Linked DNA regions of Mus musculus: region 1 is linked to region 2. The links are chromatin contacts, found by POLR2A ChIA-PET in ENCODE. All regions are on one chromosome and are shown on one strand. The core of a region is the stretch at or near the end of the contact, and the rest is flanking DNA. Distances in the headings are between cores, read along the strand shown.

The links. ChIA-PET counts read pairs that join two places held with the same protein, here RNA polymerase II (POLR2A).
Region 1: POLR2A ChIA-PET joins it to region 2 with 11 read pairs in Patski. The contact joins the promoter of 4930597O21Rik here to the promoter of Gadd45a in region 2. POLR2A ChIA-PET finds 5 or more read pairs at or near these places in 2 of 5 experiments (Patski and embryonic stem cell).

What each region holds. Positions count from the first base shown.
Region 1 is chr6:66,921,411-66,927,288 of GRCm38, reverse strand. 4930597O21Rik (a long non-coding RNA gene) reads left to right here and starts at 3,113. Exons shown (of 3, transcript XR_003956381.1): 1 at 3,113-3,172. All of the region lies in intron 2 of Gng12 (guanine nucleotide binding protein (G protein), gamma 12), which reads right to left.
Region 2 is chr6:67,033,752-67,039,304 of GRCm38, reverse strand. Gadd45a (growth arrest and DNA-damage-inducible 45 alpha) reads left to right here and starts at 1,898. Exons shown (of 4, transcript NM_007836.1): 1 at 1,898-2,104; 2 at 2,194-2,295; 3 at 2,390-2,627; 4 at 3,533-4,209. The coding sequence starts at 2,061. The coding sequence ends at 3,646. It overlaps E230016M11Rik (RIKEN cDNA E230016M11 gene), which reads right to left and starts at 2,706. Exons shown (of 7, transcript NR_040278.1): 1 at 2,370-2,706.

The DNA.
Region 1 (5,878 bases), core at 1,864-4,363, 110 kb after region 2:
CATATAAAAAATAAAAATCATGCACACCAAGGTAAATTCTCAGATTAGTTTTCTTCCTTCCTTTCTATCTCTCTCTTTCTTTCTCTCTCTCTCTCTCTCTTTCTTTCTTTCAAGATTTACTTATAAGAATAAATATGTAGCTGTCTTCAGACACACCAGAAGAGGGCAACGGATCCCATTACAGATGGTTGTGAGCCCATGTGGTTGCTGGGAGTCAAACTCAGGATCTCTAGAAGAACAGTCACTGCTCTTAACTGCTGAGCCATCTCTCCAGCCCCAGATTATTTTTCTAAGAATACTGAGCCTGTCCTGCCATGAAGACCAAGACTGGGGACTCTCTCCAAGTCTCCAAGACTCTCTTCTTTAAGGTCTCTATTTTCTAGACAGTCATTGCAGAAGGCCACACTGCTGCTGGCTGAGCATAACCAGTGACTTAGATAAATGTGAAATCAAGGCGCCAACTCAAGTTAAAACAGCACACAAATAAAACTGCACACCATGATCTAAGGAAGCCCAAGTAGGGGTTGATGGCCCGTGCAGAAAAGTCCCTTTTTAGTTCTGAATTTTGGACAACTCCTCCAGATTGATTTTACTCAAATAATTCCCAGTTAAACTTCCCACACTTTATCAGAAGAGGTTTGAACCTTAAAAATAGGTGGGGCAATGAAAAAAAAATCAGTCCAGCTCCAGGGCTACCTACAGGGGCCATATACCACACATTACTAACTAGAAAGCAAGCGTTAACCTCAGGGTTATGGCCACCAGCTGACTCCCCGAGGTGTCCCCTGACCTCAGTGTCTTTCATCTTTACATTCCAGTCTCAGGTTTCACCTTCATATAAAGCGGCTGTGCAGATGGCGCTGGTGCTTCCAGTGGAGTGAGCTGACTAGGACTTAAGGGCTCTTGTCACTAACTTCCATCAGCTGTGGCTTGCAGGCACAGGTAGGAGAAGGATATACACACTAGTTAGGACAAAAGTCACTGTTTTTCCTGAACAACCAAGGCACAAAAGGACTGCCTTCTCCTTCTTTCTTTTGTGGTACTAGGGATAAAAACAAGGTTTGGACAGTGGGCTTAACACAGGGAAGGAAACCAATCCTGGTTTTCTCAATAGTCAACCCAGATGTGTGCAGCCAGATGTGTTTGGGTCTTCTTGTATGCACCAGCAAGCAAGCTGGATCCCAGCTGGATGTCCTTCAATTTGACTTAACTCTGATATGGTCTATCTGGATAAAGCAATTTTCTCCCATACTTAAGACACATTCCCTAAGAGTTCAGGCTCCAGGCAAAAAGCCCTGGTACTTTTTACCCACACTTCTGACTGAATGGCCAGAAACAGGGTTTTCAGACCCCCCTCCCCTGTTAGAGCAGTTCATAGAACTCAGAGAACACTCTGGTCTATTTAAGAGGATATCAAAGAGGACATGGATGAAGACCAGATGAAGGGATGGATAGTTACAACAGAGCATGTGGAAAGAGACAAGGAACTATCATGCATCAACTTCCAGGAACTACCAGGAAGCTCTCCAAACACTACTCTTCCCAGTTTTTATGGAGGCTTAATTACACAAGCATGGCTGGCCCATTAAAATCACCAGTTGCCATAATCTTTTCTCGCCCAAAAGTTTGGTGTGTTGGGACTTCTACCACAGAAATCTACTCTTGTTCTGTTTTGTTTTATTTAGTTATCCCTCATCCTGAAGCTACCTACGGGCTGCCTACCATAAATTATCTCATTGCCATAGTAAGCACACTTCTAACTCAGTGCTGACCACTTGTTACTGGATAAGGACCTGGGACTCATTCCTGAGAGGGACTATTTCTCTCACTCTCAGGAGTCCTTATTTGCCTATAGTATTTGTTTATGAGTGGGACCCTGGGAGAATCATTATAAGAATTTTGTGAAACATTTTTAAACTTCCCAATTTCAATTTCTTATATGCTAACCATTATATGTCAGCAGATAAAGCTAAATAAAAACCCCACAGGATTCTCAATTTTTAAAAGTGTCAGAAAGTTTGAGAGACCAAAACATTAAAGAACCTACTTACTGTGTTATTATTATTATCCAGTCTCAAAAACAAAACAAAAAGTTGCAATCCCTGATTCTTCTAATGCTGTTCAACTATGAACATCCCTGTGGCTGGGACAGTGGGACTAACACCTAGGTCCAAAGGCAGATAGGCAGAAAACATTATAGGATCCTACTTAGTGCTTTGCTGTCCATAGTCAAGCCTGGGCGATGCAAAATAGAGAACTCACTAGAGAAATCAATAAAAAACAATGTAGCTAGTTCAGCATGCAACTAGATCAGAGGGTTTCCCCGAGACACCAGGCTTGATGGTCAGGAAAAGAGCTTTATTCTTTACTGTGTTACATGGTGTTACATGGTAGATTAAAAAGATATGTTTTGAAATGAGGCTTAGTTAAGTAACTTCCACTACATCAAGGGCATCCTTAAGTAACATTTTTTCTTCTCACTCTGAGCATAAAGTTGTAAGGCATGTGACTCCTGCCTTGATTAATAATTAAGCAATCGAAGTTTGTTCCATGTCTTTTGCAGCATATTCCAAATGTCAACAAAGTGAAAACACCAAGAAATATCTTCATATTATTATAGAAACACATCTCACCTTGTTGCTCTCTGAAAGGGTCTGAGACGACTCAAGTGTTTGTGGGTCACTCTTGGTAAAACCCCTGCTTTTTAAAGGGTTTAATGAGAATGGCTGAACTGCCACATAAATGACACAATTCTATTCAATGAGAAGTGTCCAGAAAGCTGTAATGAATAACAGAGCTTTCCAGTTCAGCCACCCAGAGGACACGAGATGGAGCCGGGAAGATGGCTCTGTCGCACAACAGTGCAAGCTTGACAACCTGCGTTTGATCTCCAGAACCCACATAAAGGTGGGAGGGGAGAAGTGAGTCCACAGAGAACTTCCAGCATCTATACTAGGGCTGTGACACATGTCCACACACACAAGAAGAAAAAAAAAAACTATATTGTATTTTGTAAGGAACAGAAGGCTAGAACAAGCTGAAACAAATGATTAGCAAGATGGAAGGAGCTTCTTGGCAAAGCAGAAGAAAACAGCTCTAAGGAACTAGCACCATGCACCAGGCAAAGTGTACTCCACAAGGACCACCGACACAGTCCAGCAAGAAATCAATGGTGAGCAAATGGCCTGTCTGGCAGCTCTGAACGTTCACATTGCTCACGCAAGACCAGTAGGAGAAAACATGCGGTCAATACCCACTAAATGAACAGGTGAACAACTCAGAGAAATGGACTACCTCTTATGGTAGCAAAGACAAGAAGAAAGTCTAGGGCTGAACCCAGGCTTTCAAAGCCATGTTGCTTTCCATAAATCAGTGTCTTCAAAATGGCAAAAGAACATGGCTGGGATAGATGTTAATTCAGGGAATGGCAGAAAACATAGCCAGGAGTGGGGGATGTTAATACTGGACTCTGTGAAGTGACAGGGTCACATTTGTGACCCATACAGAGGAAGGACAGGAGGAGATCAATGTGTATCCCAGTTGAGTGTGCAAGCTGCTCATTGAGGCAGGGTGTTGGACAAAACTCATAGATTGTCCTTAACTCTAATCCCAAACTACATGAGTTTAGACAAGTTGCATGTCTGATTTGGTCTGTACTTGCCTGCACTACAGAGTTTGGAGTGATAGTGGTACTAATTTCTCACAGATTTTATGAGCATTTAATGAAATAATCCATGTGGGGAAATGAGTACAGATCTTGGCTTAATAAATATTGCTTTTTAAAAAGAAAAGAGAGAAAAAAGGAAGGAGGGGAAAAACAGGAAAACAGGTGTGGGAAATAAAGGAAAGGAGAGAGAGAGAGAGAGAGAGAGAGAGAGAGAGAGGGAGAGAGAAGAAGGAAGAGGAAGAAGAGGAGGAGGAGGAGGGGGAGGAGGAGGAGGGGGAGGGGGAGGGGGGAGGAGGAGGAGGAATGGTTGCAGGCTACTGGAGTGACCCAGACAGTGTCAGAGAGAGCAGCTCTGCCTGCCCTGTTATGATTTCCTAACAGAATAAGAAGCTTCAAGTCATCCCACGATTCCAAGTCGGGGTGATGAGAAAAATGAGCTGAGCTGAAGGTGGCCACAGGGCATCCAGCCCAAGGGACCAAGGAAGCTGCTGCTGAGGCTGCAAACGCTTTGAAAAGGAATGGCTAAGTCACAGGAGGATACAGAACACAGGACAGACACGTGTGGGGCACAGGACACTGAGAATGAAGCCGGATGGAGAAATGAGAGGCAAGATGCTCAAGACATACCTGTAAAACCACTTAGCTCCCACACTCTGGCTGGTCAGGTGTGTTTAGTCCCCACCCTGCTTTCTAGCCAGCCACTCCATTCGCTACCGAACAGGAAAGCCGATGCTTTTGTCACAGGACTTGGGCACAATATGCTCTTGCACTTCTTCTCTGGAACCAATGTTTCTTCCAAAGTGGCATATTAAGATCATATTATAAGCACGGTAAAATGGGCTGAGGAGATGGCTAATCAGTGGGTACAGAACTCCGATCCCCAGCAGCCTTAGAACGAGCAGCTGTGGTGGGGCGCCTGAAAACCTAGTGCTGAAGGCAGGGACAGGAGGTTCTTTGGAGCTTGCTGGGCAGCGAGTCTTGCCAAATAGCAGAGTGAGACTTTGTCTCAAAAAATAGAGTGTGCTGGCTGGTTTTATGTCAACATGATATAAGCTAGAGTCATCGGAGAGGAAGGAAACTCAATTGAGAAAATACCTCTATAAGATTCTTAATTAGTGGCTGATTCGGGAAGGCCCAGCTCAGTATAGGTGGTGCCTTTCCGGGGCTTTGGTCTATAAGAAAGCAGGCTGAGGAGCCATGGAGAACAAGTTGGTAAGCAGCACTCTTCCATGGCCTCCTGCCTCCAGATTGTTGCCCTGTTTGAGTTCCTGCCCTGACTTCCTTTGATGATAAACATTGCTATGGAAGTGTAAGCCAAATAATCTTTTCTCCCATGTTGCTTTGGTTTTATGTTTAATGACAGTAATTGTGACCCTAAGTAGGATAGTGAATAACTGAGGAAGACATCTAATATCAACCATTGGCCTACACACACACACACACACACACACACACACAAGTACATACACATGGATAAACACACATACACAAAGATTAATCAAACTGAAATGAGCAGTGCTACATTGTACCTTTGAAGGTCCAGGTCCCTCCCAGGCTGTAGGATAGCTCTGCTCCAGGCAGCCCTCCCGCCCAGCCACATCCTCCCCTCTGCCCCAGTCTACATAGTGTTAACACATTTCCCACAGCTCCCACTATGTGTGTCCCTTAGGTGTGGCCCTGTTCTATACTGCACTACGTACCAGATGCTCAACCAGCTAGTTCTGAATGGGTGAGTGAGCCCTGGAGGGAAACAGAAGAGCCACCAGAGGCATACCAGGCAGGAAGCAGCCCTGCCCTGGCCCGAGAAACTGGAAGAAGTCAGAGACAATATGAGATGTACTTCAGAAGGACAAAGTGCCATGGACGAGCCTTAGAGACATGGGATGTATTATCGTAGAGTGAACTGGTTCTTGGCAGGAAAAGACACAAGGAATCATAGGCATCGCTGTGGTCTACAGCCTTCCTAAGCACAGCCCAACTCAATTACAACTTACTCTTAGTATTAAATTCACCTGTAGGACAGGCATTTCCATTTAAGTCACTGAACTCAGATTTCTTTAATTTTTCTTCTCATATAATAATGAAAATAGGTTGAAAGTACTGATCTAGGGAAGGTGACATGGGGAAGGTGGGAGAGCATCCGGAAGGAACTGGAGCACGGCTGAAGCAGCAGTCCTCTCTATCTGTATGCAAGCGCCCTGAGGCAGCACA
Region 2 (5,553 bases), core at 649-3,148:
CTCTCTCTCCTCTCCTCCCCTCCCCTCCCCTCCCCTCCCCTCCCCTCCCCTCCCCTCCCCTCCCCTCTCCGCTTTATTTACTTTTGAGTGCTCTAACTGCATGTACACCTCATGCCAGAAGAGGGCATCAGATCCCATTATAGATGATTGTGGGCCACATTTAGTTGCTGGGAATTGAACTCTGGACCTCTGGAAGGATAGCCAGTGTGCTTAACCACTGAGCCAACTCCCCAGTCCCAAGGGATTCTTTAACAAAGCATCGCCATTTAAAGCTTTAAGGCGTAAGTATGAGGTACACAGCACCCAGGGTAAGTCATACACTGACATTTGCTCCTTTACTCAACTTTTGTCTCTTGGGGACATCTCCAATAAGTGAACTAGAAAACCAACCTATAAATTATCCATTAAGTTAAGATTAAGAGAATTTGAAAATATTTTGTCCACAAGAATAAAAACTTGCCGGGTATGGTGGCGCACGCCTTTAATCCCAGCACTCGGGAGGCAGAGGCAGACGGATTTCTAAGTTCGAGGCCAGCCTGGTCTACAAAGTGAGTTCCAAGACAGTCAGGACTACACAGAGAAACCCTGTCTCGAAAAACCACCCCTCCCCCCGCAAAAAAAATCTTAAGGATAACTCACATGTACCTCTGCAAAATTTACTTCTGTAACTGTAAGCTACCCAGTGACCTCAATATTAGCACTGTTAAGAATGCAAGCATATGGGCTGCAATTTCACCACTCTCCGTGACTAGTAGGTTCAGGCAATGCTTTTGTATTTACTGAATAAGCTCATAAAACAAAGAGAGTTTTGAGCTATCCAGTAAAAGTTTGCATTAAAAATTGTTTTTACTTTGTAACTCCTGCTTGCAGTTACGAGGGTTTGCCTTCTACCTACAAGTTGCTATTATCTCAAAGGTGAAATTTGAGCACATGGCTAAAATGTACTACAGTTACAGCTTCATGATTCAGCTTCAGTAATTCAGAGTGAGCTCATAGACAGTAAAGGTGGTGTCATACTCTTCTGCCTGTGATGGGACGCTCAGGGAACATCGTGAGCACCTCGAATTTCCATGATGGCACCTCTGAATACCACAGAATTTCTCTCTTAGCTCTTACTTGATCAGAAGGAGCCTTCTTCAGGAAGGATTCTAAGAACGGTGAATTTGGCTCGTTAAACATGCGATCACCAGCTCCCCACCTTACATGGAGTAGGCAGAAATTTCACCAACTTTTTGTGGAAAAGATTCCAACTTGGTACTGTGCCACCACTACACACAAATGCGATTTTTTTTTTTTTTTTCTTCTCCCTGGAGTTTCAAATTCTCACAACCAACCAAAACCAAATCAAACCAGCCATCAGGGCACCAAAAGACTACTACTGGGAATAAGCAGGTTTACCTGAAACTTGCATATAAACACTGAAGCAAGCTTTGCCCGGCATGTCTGGACACTTAAAAATATGCTTACTAACAACAGCTAGACTGGAGTGCATTAATCCCTGGAAGTAAAATTTAAAAAGCAGCCCCTTAACACAAAGGGCACGAAACGACAATCAAAAGATGTCCACAACCAGAAAAACAATTGGCAGGCTGTTTCAGTCAGAGCTGAGGACACTTGAACCACTGCAAAGCCCTCCGCACCAGAAGGCTCCACAAACTACCTAGAGCTGGCTCAGGACCCCACCAACCGGGTTTCAGCACCACCTTCGTCCCGTGGGCTCCCTCCCGCGTAGCTCCGCCCCTTTCCGCTCAACTCTGCCTTGCTTTGGTGGAGCGAGGGTCTGGGTGTCAACGTCTGCTAATTTGCATAACCCAATGGCCTGACTGCATGCAAATGAAGCTGGACCTGGTTGGCTGAGGGCTAGCCCCATATCTCCGGAATCGGGCCCTTTGTCCTCCAGTGGCCCCGAGGCAGCAGTGCAGAGTTCCCCAGCGAGGCTAGGCGAGCAGCCGGCCGGCCGGAGCGGAGAAGGGAGGGTGGGAGCGAGCGCAGAGCCGGCGCCGCGCACTGTGGGGGCCAGGAGCAGCCCGCGCGCCGAGGGAGGGACTCGCACTTGCAATATGACTTTGGAGGAATTCTCGGCTGCAGAGCAGAAGACCGAAAGGTAAGTGTGCCTGCCGACTCGGTGGCCGCCGCCCCTCCCGCCTCGCGTCCGGGGACCCGGCTGACCCGCTCTCACCCTGCCGCCCGCAGGATGGACACGGTGGGCGATGCCCTGGAGGAAGTGCTCAGCAAGGCTCGGAGTCAGCGCACCATTACGGTCGGCGTGTACGAGGCTGCCAAGCTGCTCAACGTGTAAGTGGCCCGCGTTCCCCGCTCGCCCACCCACCCGCCTCTACCCCGCGCCCCCCTGAGCGTATGCAACTCACCGCTGCCCCGCTGCCCGCAGAGACCCCGATAACGTGGTACTGTGCCTGCTGGCTGCTGACGAAGACGACGACCGGGATGTGGCTCTGCAGATCCATTTCACCCTCATCCGTGCGTTCTGCTGCGAGAACGACATCAACATCCTGCGGGTCAGCAACCCGGGTCGGCTAGCTGAGCTGCTGCTACTGGAGAACGACGCGGGCCCGGCGGAGAGCGGGGGCGCCGCGCAGACCCCGGACCTGCACTGTGTGCTGGTGACGGTAAGAGACCCGGGGCTGCAGCCCAGAATCTGCTGGGGTGGACCTTGTCCGAGCTGAACGCTGATCTCGCGGGGGTTGTGATAGGGTACGGAGCGTGTCTAAGCTCGTGGGTGGCCTCCAGCGGCGGAAGATATCCCTGTGAGTCAGCAAGCTGCCCAGCTGCTACCTCTGCTTACCTCTGCACAACCTCGCGTGGCTAATTCTTTGAGCAGAACAGATTAGATAAAGCCAAATAAATTCCCGGTTTACCCTTCGTTAAGAAGTTAGCTTCATTCTTCATTTGCTGTCAAAGCTAAAGGTAGAAGTGGTGTAGGAGACAGACCTTATTAATTCCCTGGATATAGATAGATACTCTGAAGTGTACCGAGTGGAATTCTTTTCTTTGCTGCTCTTGAGTTTGTTTAAACGAGCTCCCTCCTCCCCACCGCTTAAAAATGTGTGGTGGGTTGATAGTGTTTTCAGAAAGAACCGTGCTGTCTAGGTCTTCTGGTTTTTTGTTTTTGTACTCTTTCTCTTCTGACTTGTGTAGGGAAGTGACTGCCTGGTTACTTGTTGCTGCCAGTAAAATGTGCTATTCATCGTCAGGGAAGATAAGAGTTCAGCAGCTGCCTGCCCTGCAGCCCTCACCGTGCACACAGCCTGAGAATGCTTTTCAGGAGTCTTTTACTTATGACCCACCAGGGTACATGCTTGGAAGGGAGGTCTTAAGAATGGTAACCTCATGCAGAATGGGGTAGTTAATATGCAAAACTCTGTGTAGTTCCGTGCACGTTACAGGTGTTTAGACTATGCTAGATGCTGTTTTTAACAGAATGTTCGGGGTTTGGCCCTTTCAAAAGTAGCACAATTAGTAGCAGAAGCTGATTATTTTCCGGGGAAGTAATTTTTTCAAAATCTGTTCACAGAACCCACATTCATCACAATGGAAGGATCCTGCCTTAAGTCAACTTATTTGTTTTTGCCGGGAAAGTCGCTACATGGATCAGTGGGTGCCCGTGATTAATCTCCCGGAACGGTGATGGCATCCGAATGGAAATAACTGAACCAAATTGCACTGAAGTTTTGAAATACCTTTGTAGTTACTCAAGCAGTCACTCCCCACGCTGATGCAAGGATTACAGAAACTGATGTCAAGGGGCCGAGTTCAACTGCACGAGGGCTCAGAGATGACTTTGCAGAGGGAGAGAGAGGTGAGCCTGAAGAAGGAAGCTGCGAGAAAAGAGAAATCCAAGGCAAAAGGGACAAAAACTACAAAGCACTGCAAGAAAGAAAACTGCTAATTTAGGATGGCCAGGTTACTTTCAAATAAGCCAAATATTGCTTTGTTGAAACTTTAAATGTATAGCAATAGTTTGGGTATTTTTTTTCTTTTTTTTTTTTGGTCTTTATGCCCTCAAATAAAAGGAAAGTAAAAGAGGATTAATCATATTTTCAAGCCACAGTTTAAATGTATTTTGATGAGATGTTAAATTCTCAGAAGTTTTATTATAAATCTTACTAAGTTATTTTATGATGTGAAAGGTTATTTATGATAAAGTTTTTGAAGCACATTATCTAAAATAAACTGGTATGGAATAATTGTGTCATTTCTCAACGTGTGGTTTGTGTTTTACAATATTGATTATTGGACATTCTATTGAAGCTTTGCTGTATTTTACACTAGGCAGGAAGATGGTGGGGGGGGGCGGTTGTAGAGGGTCGGGGTAAGGAAAAAGGGAATATGGCAAGATTCACCTTGCAAAGTCTAAATTACAGTGAATGACTTAAATGCTATAATTAATTGCATGCAAAACGTGGAAGCAGAGAGGAGGGTTACCAAAGCTGCTTGAAGATGAGTGAAGCTTTTACTGAGGAAAAAACATTTCATTGGAGGCATCAAAGATCACAGCCTGCAGAGAGACCTACGAGGGTGTCTCTGCCTGCCTCTGGTGTAGGCAGATAAGTGAGAGAGGGTTGGAAAGGTGGGGGTTCAGCTCAGATGCTGACAGGAGTTCTTGCATCACCATTATGTATTTGAGCTTCTTTCTGTGAACTTGCCACAGTCTGCAGAAGGAAGTGACCTGGTCAGTGTTGTAGGTAGATAACTTGGGGAGGTATGGGGTAGTAAATAGGGTGAGTGGCTGGCTATACAGTACCAGCGTAAGGGAGAACCGTGGCAAAGGGCAGGTTTTGTCAAGTTGTAGCCTCTTCCCAGAGAATTTCCCCTACTGCTGTGAGAGGTCTGATTATGTCAGGGAAGAAGTGTCAGAGGAAAAAGAAGAAGAAAAGACTTCAGTAGAAGAAGCCTTTCTACTGTCTGGTTAGAAAGCACCTGGTAATTAACTGTAGCTGGGAGGCAGAGGCAAGGGAAGCAAAGGTGTGTGCTGAAGACAAAGCCTGGCAGAGCTATAGTCTCCACTGTTTGCCCCTCTCCCTCCCCTCCTCCTCCCCCTCCCTCCCTCTCTCTTCTCCTCTCTCTCTGGAGCTCTCTCTTTCTCTATTTCCCTCCCTCCCTCCCTCCCTCCCTCCCTCCCTCCCTCCCTCCCTTCCTCTCTGGAACTCCTTGGGCCCCTACTGTTTGCCAGCCTTCTTGTGACCATCAGGGAGAGCAGAAGAAACCACAAAACCCTTAAGCTTCTGCCCATCTTGTATAGGCCTATGAGCCTTCTGCTTTTCTACTCTTAGGAATGTGGATTTCTAGGCCTTATTTAGTCTTTGCTTGAAGACAATGTGTAATCCCAAACAACTGGAATAACAACATTTACTTTTATATTAGCAGGAGATTTGAGAGCAATTCCTTTCGAGCAAGCCCTTTAGCCTTCCCACTAGCGGCTTGTTCGGTTTCCACAACTGTTGTATTTCATGAACTAAGTTAAACCAAGTAGGACACGTGGAGAAAAGCAGCTGTTTGCTGGAAAGCACATGAGTGGCAGTCAGGTCTCCACCA